Linked DNA regions of Homo sapiens: region 2 is linked to region 1. A link is a loop called in an ENCODE intact Hi-C map of the cell type or tissue named here. Cell type or tissue: B cell. All regions are shown on one strand. Each heading gives the region's core, and the rest is flanking DNA. Links, peaks and the distances in the headings are about the cores only. Region 1 overlaps RNGTT (RNA guanylyltransferase and 5'-phosphatase). Region 2 overlaps RNGTT (RNA guanylyltransferase and 5'-phosphatase).

Region 1 (5,392 bases), core at 128-5,127:
TGGGGTAATGAAGAAATGAGGGTAGATTATTAAAATTTAGAAGATTGGAGGAGGCCTTATAGGGTTCATAAGAAGCCAGTTGCTGCCCAGCTGTCATTCTTGCCACAAGATCTTGGAGGAAGGATTCAGAGGCTCCAGACAATTGATATACTGGGTTATAAGGCCCAAGTGGCAGAGCAGCTTATACTATAGCATGAACTTGCTGCAGAGCCATCTTTTGTTCTGATTTCAACTTAAAAATGGTAGCCTAACAGGTTCCTTGGTCAATGAGTTGGAGTACTGCTTCAAAATCCACAGTGATTGTTAATCTTTGTAACGTCCTTTTTAGTATCCACTGATAGTGCAAGTAGAGTAACTTGTCTCTGACACCTTGGAGAAGCTATCCTGATAGGCTTCCAACCATTGGACCCCTAGAAATCTTACTTAGGCAATGGGCTCTTAATTTTTGTGGGTTTTATGTCTTCTGTCTTACATGTGTCTTAGCAAGATGTCTAAAGAACTTTATACTTCCTCTTTATCACTCTTAATAAGTACAAAATCATCAGCATTGTTGATCAGTGATTTGTTCTGTGTAGTGTCAGAGTGACCACTGTCTCTGAAAAAAATTAGAAAGACGATAACAAGTGAGAGACAGAAATTGGAGTCCTTACACATGGATGTTGAGATTGTAAGTTGGTGCAGCCAGTGTGGCAAACAGTTACATAGTTCCTCAAAATGTTTAAGATAGACTTACCATGTGACTCAGCAATTCCACTCTCAAGTATATACCCAAGAGAAATGAAAACATATGCCCACACAAAACTTGTACGTAAATCTTCTTATCAGCATTATTCATAATAGCCAAAGGGTGGAAACAACCCCAAATATTTATCAACTGACACATGGATAAATACGCAAACAAAATAACTCTTCCACCAGGCACAGTGCCTCACTCCTGTAGTCCCAGCACTTTGAGATGTCTGAGGTGGGCATAGTGCTTGAGTCCAGGAGTTTGAGACCAGCCTGGGCAACCTGGTGAAACCCCATTTCTAACAAGAAATACAAAAAAAAAAAAAAAAAAAAAAAAAAGCTGGCCATGATGGCACATGCCTGTAGTCCCAGCTACTTGGAGGCTAAGGTGGGAGGAACACCTGAGCCTGGGGAGGTTGGGGCTACAGTGAGCTGTGGTGGGGCCACTGCACTCCAGCCTGAGTGACAGAGTGAGACCCTTCCTTAAAAAAAAGGAAAAAGAAAATACCTTTCATTTAGACGACTGTAGTGGATCCTCTTAAGCAAAGAGACTCTGGATATTATGCCAGCTGGATTTCAATTCAAGCTCTGCCACTCTTTACTCAGGTTCTCTCTCTGTTGCTTGTGTTTCTGTAACTTCATTATGTGGATAATAGTGCCTACCTCGTGTGGGACTTTAATGACATAATACATGTAAGTCCTTTAAACTACTGCATGTTACATAATAAATACTAAATATATATTTACTATTTTTTAAAAAGACCACTGTCTCTGTAGATTCTACTGTGGCAGAGAGCAGAAAAGCAGTATGCTGTGGCTGCAAGATATACTATTGGTCATTCTAGGCAAAGGCAGATGTCTTCTGATAGTACCACAGATTGGTACAGAGAAAAAAGTATTTGCCAACTTGTATATAAGATTTTAGAGGCTACATTGATTGGTTTCGTTAAAGACAGCACATCTGAAATGGCAGCTGCACTTGGTTTAACATGATTAAATTTATGATAATCAAAAATCATTCTAAATCTCTGATGGTGGTACTAATTTTTGTATTTCCCTTGGAGATATGTTACTGCTTTTGGTTTATTTCCCTGGTAGGGAAGGCTGGTTGAAGGGGCTTTTATTTGGCCTTTCCTAGCATAATGACCCTTATTCCGTGGGTCAGACAGCCAATGTGGAAATTCGTTTTCCAAGTATTTCTCTTCCAGTTATACATCCAGTAACTGGAAAATAACCGCAGGTTGTATTTGTGGACATACCGTCACACTTAGATTTAAACTTGAGCCAGTAATCCATTTATCACCTGATTACCCTAAGCTCTCCATTTAACTTACGGACTGCAGTGGCATTTTGGGTTCCTGGCAATTCGTGTCTGTTTAAAGTAAGTGTCTGGTAATCCCCTAGTGGTCTGGGTGTTCTTTCTTTTGGATTATAATTTTTTTATTAGATTTTTCTTTTGAAAGAAAGAACATCCGTACCACTAGGGGGTTACCAGACACTTACTTTAAACAGACACGACCACTAGGGGATTACCCATCGGGGATTACCAGAACAATCACTTTAGCAAATGCTGCTCATCCTTTGAAAAACTGTTGGAAGATTTACAGCAAGGGTCAGCACTTTTTTTCTATGAAAGGCCAGATAGTCAATATTTTAGGGTTTGTTGCCTATGTATCTCAACTACTCAAGTCTACCATTGTGGTGCTAAATCAAAGCTAGACAATATGTGTATGAGTGAGCATGACTGTGTCACAGTGAAACTTTATTTACAAAAACAGGTGTGAGGCCAGATGTGGCCTGTAGACTATAGTTTGCCAACTGTGGATTTACAGTACTGTACATGGTTGTAGTAGTATTGCAATACCTTCTTTAAGGGGATCTGGCCTCCCACTTGTATTGGGAGGCTTAGGTATTTTTGTTGTTGTTTGTTTGTTTTGAGATAGAGACTTACTCTGTTGCCCAGGCTGGAGTGCAGTGGTGCAATCTCAGCTCACTGTACCGTCCACCTCCCGGGTTCAAGCGATTCTCCTGCTTCAGCCTCCAGAGTAGCTGGGATTACAGGTGCCTGCCACCATGCTGGGCTGATTTTTTATAATTTTAATAGGGGTGGGGTTTCACAGTGTTGGCCAGGCTGGTCGCAAACTCCTGACCTCAAGTGATCCACGTGCCTCGGCCTCCCAAAGTGCTGGGATTACAGGTGTGAGCCAACATGCCTGGCCAGAAGGTTCTGGTTTGTTAACCAGGTAAGGTCTGCACATTTAAAACTGAGAAATGCTAGCTTCCTAGCAAGCAGAATGGAATATATAGAATTGACTGCATGGTCTCCTTTACTTCCTATCGGAAAAGTCTTTTTACTCTGCTGACTAGAGTGTATGTGTGTGTGTGTGTGTGTGTGTGTGTGTGTGTGTATTTCTTTTGCTTCAATTCATTAAAAAAAAAAATAGAATGAGCTGGGTTTGGAAGCTGAGGCAGGAGGATTGCTTGAGCCCTAGGAGTTTGAATCCAGCCTGTGCAATACAGCAAGATCTCATCTCTGGGAAAAAAAAAAAAAAATCGTTTTCTCATGCTTATTTGAATTAGTGTTACTCTTTTTGAGAAGGAAATTGTGGTGGTAAAATATTTTTCTGAATGTTGAAGAACTGTTCTTATATAAGGAAGGATTAAGTATGGGGGAAAAAGTCTTACTACTTTGCTGAGCAGCATTTTTCTGTTTTCTACCCTCTGCCTCTTTCACAAAATGAAATGTTTAATTCTTTCATTTATATTTTATTTAAAAATTATTTTAAAGAAATAGACATAAAACACTAATGTAATCACTATTATTATAGTATGCTTAATGACTAAGCTATTTGGTATGTAGCTGGTTGTATTTTTTTATGTATAATATAGCTATTTTTATTATTTAGCAAATGACCCATAGTAACTGCTTTCTTATTTGAAAATATTCTCATCACCCAAACATATTTTAAGACAAATGCTTCGTTGGCTTTCAGTCTTTGAATGGTTACTACTGTTAACATTCTTGATTATGTTTTACTTCCAGTGTGCCTAGGAGAGGCAAGGAGGAGCTGTGACTGAACTCTTTTCAGTTCCTTTGCCTGGTTATCTCTTGGGTATTAGTAACTCTTGTTTCCTCTGTTATTTCATCCTTCCTGCATTCAGCAGAAAATCTTTCCCAGGCCGCTTACCAAAAACCAACATCATAATCAAAGTGTCTACAAGTAACTAGTAGGAGAAAAGGAGCATGTGGCTTTAAAACATCTACTTATGACCTCACTGGAGTCAAATTACTTATTTTTACTTGTTAATTTACTAAATAGAAGTATATATCACCTTTGTTTTATAATTTGATTCTTTGGAATTTAATTTTCATATTCATTTTAACACTATTCTTTACATTAGTACCTTTCGCTTATGTGATTTTTCTCAATTAATATATATTTTCATTAATTGCAATTTCTCTAAGTTACCTTTTATGTTATAAAAAGCTTGTTACCTGGTGGATATTATATAGATTAAATATTAGTTAAATTCCTACTTTGAATCACATTGAAGTTGGTGGGGGGGAAAATGAAGTAACTTAGGAACATAGGATTTGAATGCAGACCCTCATGAGAGATGAGATGGGAAGAACTGCAAACAAATCTTGAACTCCTTTTTTATTAGGTTTGTTTTTTGCTGTAATTATGGTTGTGAAACGCCAAACTACTTTAGAAGTGTTGTAGGATTGAGCAAATGGGTACTGATGTTGGGAGTCAGGGTTCTCAGTGAGGAAGGAGAAAGATACAAATATGAAATGGAGGAAGGCAGTGAAGAACTCTGTGAGATGGATTAGAATTTTTAAAATATTTGAATATATATGTTCACATGTATGTGCATGTATATGAATACATATACATGATTGTGTTTGTGTATGTAATATGTGATACACATAAACTCATTTCCTAGCTCTGTCCACTGACAGGACCTATAAGCAGAGGCACCCTGGTAATAATAAGCATATCCAGCACGAAGATTTTGGTGTCTAACACCATTCCTCACCAAAAAGAACCAGAGATCTTCAGAGAAATGTCTTATTCTAGAGCCGGGTAGGGAGGATGCAGGATAGGCATAGAATACCTTCTTATGCCAGAAAGTAAGAAAGTACATCCCCAACCCAACAAAAACAATGTATGTCGAAAGGATGCAGGAGCCAACTTGAAGGTGCTCCCACTGGCCAGATCTGGGATATAGTGTGGACACCAGAAGGACAGTAATGAATTATGAACTTTGCTAAAAATAGGAATCTATGAGTCCATACTGCCATACTGGTAATAAATGAGCAGAAGAGATGGTTTAGCTTTTAGCAGAATGCTGATTGGTAAATGTTCTGAGTCCTGGATTTGGAAAATTATTTTGCCACCACCATAGTAAAGATCAGCTCTAGTGAGAATAATCAATGGAGTTAATGGGTGAAGCACACCAACATGGCACATGTATACATATGTAACAAACCTGCACATTGTGCACATGTACCCCAGAACTTAAAGTATAATAAAAAAATAAATAAATAAAATACAGCAAAAATAAATAAAAAAGAATAATCAATGGATGCTAAGTCTGGGAGGGAAATTTTTATAAGATATTTTCATGGTTGTAAATGTCTTTCTGTGGATTGCTTATA
Region 2 (5,392 bases), core at 300-5,299, 130 kb after region 1:
TTTCAGGATTTGACAAAACAGACTCAGTTCTGTAGAGAAAAATGCTATCTGAAATTTAAATTAAAGCCAAGCATCAACTATGCTTTGGTAGCAATGTTATACCAGAAGGACTACAGAAGAAATGGGTGAGAGCATTTGCCCAGCCAGGACAGCCTCTTTACAGTGTAGTCATTGTTCGAAAAGAGACAATATGTGGGAAAGGAAGGTGGCAGAAGCCATGAGACGGGGTCTGATTTAGCATTCTGAGTACCAAGACTCCTGTCCTGAGAGTTGTCTACCTTTATTGTTTATAAAATTCAAGATTAGAATTATACTAGACTAGAATTAACTTCCATGCTAGTTGCTTGAAATCAATCCATTATTCTGTTTGATATTCTGTGAGATTTTTTTCCCCCCTGACTTTGATGGTTGGTTTCGAAATCCATTAAGTGGATCTCAATCAGGTTTGTTTGTTTGTTTTTGTTTTAATGAAATAAAGTAGAAGAGAAAATAGCACAAAGAAAGGAAATAAATTGCTTTATGAAATGTACGTGTGTGTGTGTGTGTGTGTGTGTGTGTGTGTGTGTCTGTGTGTCTGTGTGTCTGTAGTTGGTTGCTATATAAACTGTTTTTCTTGCATTAGATAAACTGGATCAAACTTAAATGACTGTAAGTAAACATTTGCCCTGCAAAGTTATACCTTTTGTTTATGAAGGATTGTCTTATAGATGACTCCATAGTCAGTGTGCTGGACTGGGATGCTGCAAGTCTGGACCCTGGTGCTAGTTCTGCACCCAAAGAGGCATATGCTTTGGATAAGTTATAGGCTTTCTGTGAACCTTAGTGTTTTCCATCTAAAAAGAGAGTTGGGGCTGAGCATGGTGGCTTATGTCTGTAATCACAGCACTTTGGGAGGCTAAGGCAGATGGGTTGCTTCAGCCCGGGTGTTTGAGACCAGCCTGGGCAACATGGTGAAACTCCCATCTCTACAAAAAATACAAAAATTAGCCAAGTGTGGTGGCACACGCCTGTAGTTCCAGCTGCTAGCAAAGCTGAGGTGGGAGTATCACTTGAGCCTGGGAGGTTGAGGCTGCAGTGAGCTGTGAGCGTCCCACACCACTCTAGCTTGGGCGACAGAGCAAGACCTTGTCTCAAAATAATAAATAAAGAGTTGGCCTAGGTGGACTTGGTACTCTTTCAGAAGCAGTTGGCTATAAAAAATCAGTTGTCTTAAAGTTGATTGGACATTTTCACAGTTCTCTGTTACTAACTCAGAGAAGTGTTTCTAGGAGGTTAAAAAAAAACTTGAAACAAAAAATATATATAGCCTACTATCACATGATTCTGGTTCCTGACGGATGCTTTTCTCCCAACCTCCATCCAAAAGTATATGGTCCACTGCAGGCAAACAGATCTTCTGAATGAAATAAGGGGCATAAAAACACATGGGATGGTACCTGCATCATAGGGCCTTAAAAAAAAAATGTAGAGTTGAGAAAATGTTGCTCAAGATCTCAGCTCCTGCACTGGCCACCATCATATGGGCTACTTGTCACAAAAGCGAGGAAGTCATGAGAGGGAGGGAGGGACACCTCTAGAGCCTTTATTCATTTCCATTTATCGGATCTGCATATAAGTGCTCCCTTACTCCTTTGTGAGATGTCAAGGTGATAGAAGGCATCTTCCAGGTACCTTTTCACCACTGCATGCAGTAGGGAACATCAAATACCAGAGGGATTCTGCAGTCTCAACCCCTTTGGTGTAAAGACTACCTAAAAAGACAATCCAGCCATATAAAAAGTAACAGCCCATTTATCTCATTCATATGTTTAAGGTCAGTTTTCCTGTAGGAGATCTCTGAGACAGTAGCAATTAAACTGAGCTGTATGTAGCAACATAGTACATGCTACAAACTAAGTTAAAATTGTCAAAGAACTTTTCGTTTGTAGCAGTTTCTTAATGTTATGAGGCACAGAACTGTGTGGCCATCAGAAAGACAGAGCTGCTAACAACTCCATTTGGGGCATTGTTAGGCAGTTCTGTTGACACATGAATACATTTCATATGATTATCATAAAATTGTGGCCTGGAAATTGAGCAGCCATGGTGCTGCATTTTAGACTTCACATTTATAATAAGCTGTAATAAAGTAAACATTTTAAATGGATATAAGAATAGACATTACTTGCAATCACAAATGTATGTTCAATTGAAGTGCTTTTGAAGCTCAATTTAACAAAGCAAACAAATTTCCTGGCATTATTAACATAATTGTTCTCATTGTTGGGTTTTGATTTCTAAAAAAATATTTAAGCAAAAAAACAAGTTACTAAAAAACAAAATTCACAGAAGGAAATGTAACTAAGAATGAGTTACTTTGCCTTTATCATGTCGGATTAAAGTTAAAAAAAAAAAAAGTCTCAGATGTTCATTCTGTCACCCCCTCCCCACCGACTTGCTGAACTATTGCTTGGCCTGTTTAACTCAGAGCTGTTTAACTCAGAGCTCATATATCAGGATTAATTTAAGGTTAAATTCAGCTATTTGCTCTGCCATCAGTAAGCTTTGCAGTGGGCCTACTCAACATTTATCTACTAGTGAAACTCCAGGCTGTGTGATAGTTAAAACACGGAGCTTACAGAAGAGGACTAGAATATCCATTTTACACCAGAGTGGAGGAAGCATGACTATATGCAAATTTAGCACCAATTAGATGGTAGGATTTGAAGGACTGTGGTCCCTGGAATATTCCAAAAGCAAAAATGGAAATGATAGTGATAACATCTGAAGTGTGGTGGCAAGACAGTTAAAACAGTGCTAATTTGGAGCCTCTGGGCACAGAACAGTACCAGGAGGCGATCCACTGTGTCTTCTTTGGCAGCTGGCAGCTGGCAGACAAAGCAAATAATGAGTCTTTGGCTTGTTACTTTTCACCATTCCATAGTTTTCTCCAATTTTGAATAAACCCCCAAAACAAACATCCTTCCTGCATTGTCGTTTTACTGTAGCAGACCCTCATATAGCAAGTGTGCTACTGGCCCAACAGTCTACCACAGTGGAAACCACAGGAACTCAGGGTTGCCGGTGTACTTGCTTAAAGGTTAGCGTAGGCACAGCATGGCATTGGTAGGGGGCGCATTCTTCAAAGACTCACATGGTGATTTCTTATAGTCAGGGAGTTGAGCTGACTTAATCAAGATTAGAAGGAGGCATGCTAGTGTGAGAATATCCTGTAAAATACTCACCACTTGAAAGCATTCCTGGCAAGCATATCATTTACCTGATATATAATTTCATTAAGCACCAAGATTGTGCTGGTTACTTTCTAGAGAAAAGATGAAAAGCTACCTACCTTAATTATCCTCAGACTTAATTTCATATACCCAGAAAACAACTTTCCAGAAAATAGTGGTAACCACAGCTACCTAATTTAGAATAGATCCTCTGAAAACTTGCTAAGAGCAGTTGAGTGGTGAACGTCCAAAAATGTACAACTTTTTTCTTTGCCTGCGTAATTTTGTTTTTTTTCTTTATTCCCACTAGAACACATTCTCCTTACCCTCACTGGAACAACTGTAGAACAGAAACCTAAGGAAATATAGGAAGTGGGGAAGGAGGGAACAAAATGAGAAATTTAATGTGATTCCAAATGTAATCTTTAAGAACGTGAATTGTGAAAATTCTGATCTCCCAAAGATCAGGCAATCAGATACTTCTAAATGTAGAAATCTTTAGATAATAGCACGTATTTTACCTGCAGGCTGAATTTTATGTTTGCATCTTTTTTCCCCCTGCATCTTTGAAAGTGAAAGCCGGTAAACCAGTTGCCAGAACGGAAAAGACTGTTTTAATCACTGGAGCCTGCTAAAAATGTAAATAATGCTGATAAATCAGTAAAATTTTTGTATATTACTCAACCGAATTGCACTTAATCCCCATTTCACAGACCCAGTTTAGGACACTTAGAACTTTCTTCGTCTTCTTGTCCACACCTTTTCCCTACCCACTTTTGAGATTTCTCCTACTTTGTTTGTCCTATCTTCTTTCCAGACCCCTTTTCTCCAAACTAGTATTGACCAACACATGGCACTTGAGGCTCATGGTTTTGGGATTTTTTTTCTTCACATGCAGCCTATGTTTCTTATTTCTATTCTAGAAGATTATATTACATTAAACTCAGCATGACCTATGAGAGTTCACATGTCTCTCCTTTAGTTTATGGTGACTGCAAAGGATGCTCCATTAGCTGAACTCCCTTAGCTCTTTAACTGTTAGTCATTTCTTGATTTGGAGTAAACAATAATAAAATTTTCCTTTTCCTCTAGTGTGTTGAATTTCCCAGTTAGTACCAAGAGGTAGTGCGATGTAGAGCTCTAGATCCAAATGCTGTCTTGAAGAAACTATTTAAATATTCTCATTCTTAATTTCCTCATTATTATAAAAAGGATAACAGTGTATGTAAAGTGCTCAGCTACATCACAGGTAGTTAATAAATGTTAGTCTCTCCCCTTCCTTTCCCTATGAAGGAAAAAATCTTAGTCAATAATTTAAAAAGTAAATATCTATGATGAATATAAATATATTGGCTATAAACCTTAAATTAATTTTGAGTACAAGTTACCAAAGTAATGAATTTGCTATTTCCTCTGGTTTTATAACACCCCAATATGTGAATGTTCACACATACACACCAATTAATACAGATAATTGGGGAGGGCACTTTAGTACTTGAATATTTCAGAATAAAAGGGTTTTATTTGATGATTTTAAAGTTTCCTGCTTGGAGTTTCAGCTCTAAAATGTTTATCAGAGAGAAGTTATTGTGGTGTTTTTGGGTTTTAGGGGAGAAGATATTTAGGGAATGTGATACTTGATGCAGATAATTTATTGTAATCATTTTCAGATTTTCAACATTTTCTGAGTGGCTTTTTAAATAGCCGCTATACCTGGAGCTGATGAGGAAAATTTAAATAAATCCATCATGAATGTTTTTCAAGGAGTGCATAGAGACACAAAATGAAACTCTAGGGCTCTGAGCAATGTGATTATCACTCTGTACTTACGTAATGCCTTTGTCAATAACTTCAAGATTTCTTTCTCAAAGTAGAAGAAATATAGTTGTTGAGAAAGCATATATAAAATTGCAATGATCTATGCATGGCAAACAGTAAAATACCCAATTGGACATATCAAAGGCAGGTTATAGCTGCAAGTTACAGTTGGTCAGAAGGTCTCAGTGAGACTTTGCATTGACTTGAGGTACAGACTTGTAAGAAAGGAATCCTAGAAGTTTGTTTGCTCAGGTGAGTCCAGATCACCACGAGAACATTTTTTGCTAAACTAAAGAGTTCTGTGTTTTTAGTCTAATGGTTCAAGGCTGTGTGAGTCTGTGGTCTTCGGTGCCTGTAAGTGC

What was found. Hi-C counts contacts between places; a loop is a spot of excess contacts. Peaks named below come from ENCODE experiments on the same cell type or tissue, not always from the same donor. Only the 100,000 strongest peaks of a DNase experiment are listed, where the experiment ranks them.
Region 2: a loop joins it to region 1, with 2.3 times the contacts of the local background. A loop is called at or near these places in 2 of 110 quality-filtered maps.

The regions. Positions count from the first base shown.
Region 1 is chr6:88,758,764-88,764,155 of GRCh38, reverse strand. All of the region lies in intron 13 of RNGTT (RNA guanylyltransferase and 5'-phosphatase), which reads left to right. Among named protein-coding and RNA genes, the nearest start is that of RNGTT, 200 kb to the left of the region's middle. In B cell, for the core only: a CTCF peak has its summit at 2,191; a DNase peak (open chromatin) is centred at 2,245; H3K27ac peaks cover 1,725 bases.
Region 2 is chr6:88,627,719-88,633,110 of GRCh38, reverse strand. The region is part of intron 14 of RNGTT (RNA guanylyltransferase and 5'-phosphatase); the gene reads left to right. Among named protein-coding and RNA genes, the nearest start is that of RNGTT, 330 kb to the left of the region's middle. RefSeq lists a silencer at 3,047-3,136. In B cell, for the core only: a CTCF peak has its summit at 3,121; a DNase peak (open chromatin) is centred at 3,110; H3K27ac peaks cover 442 bases.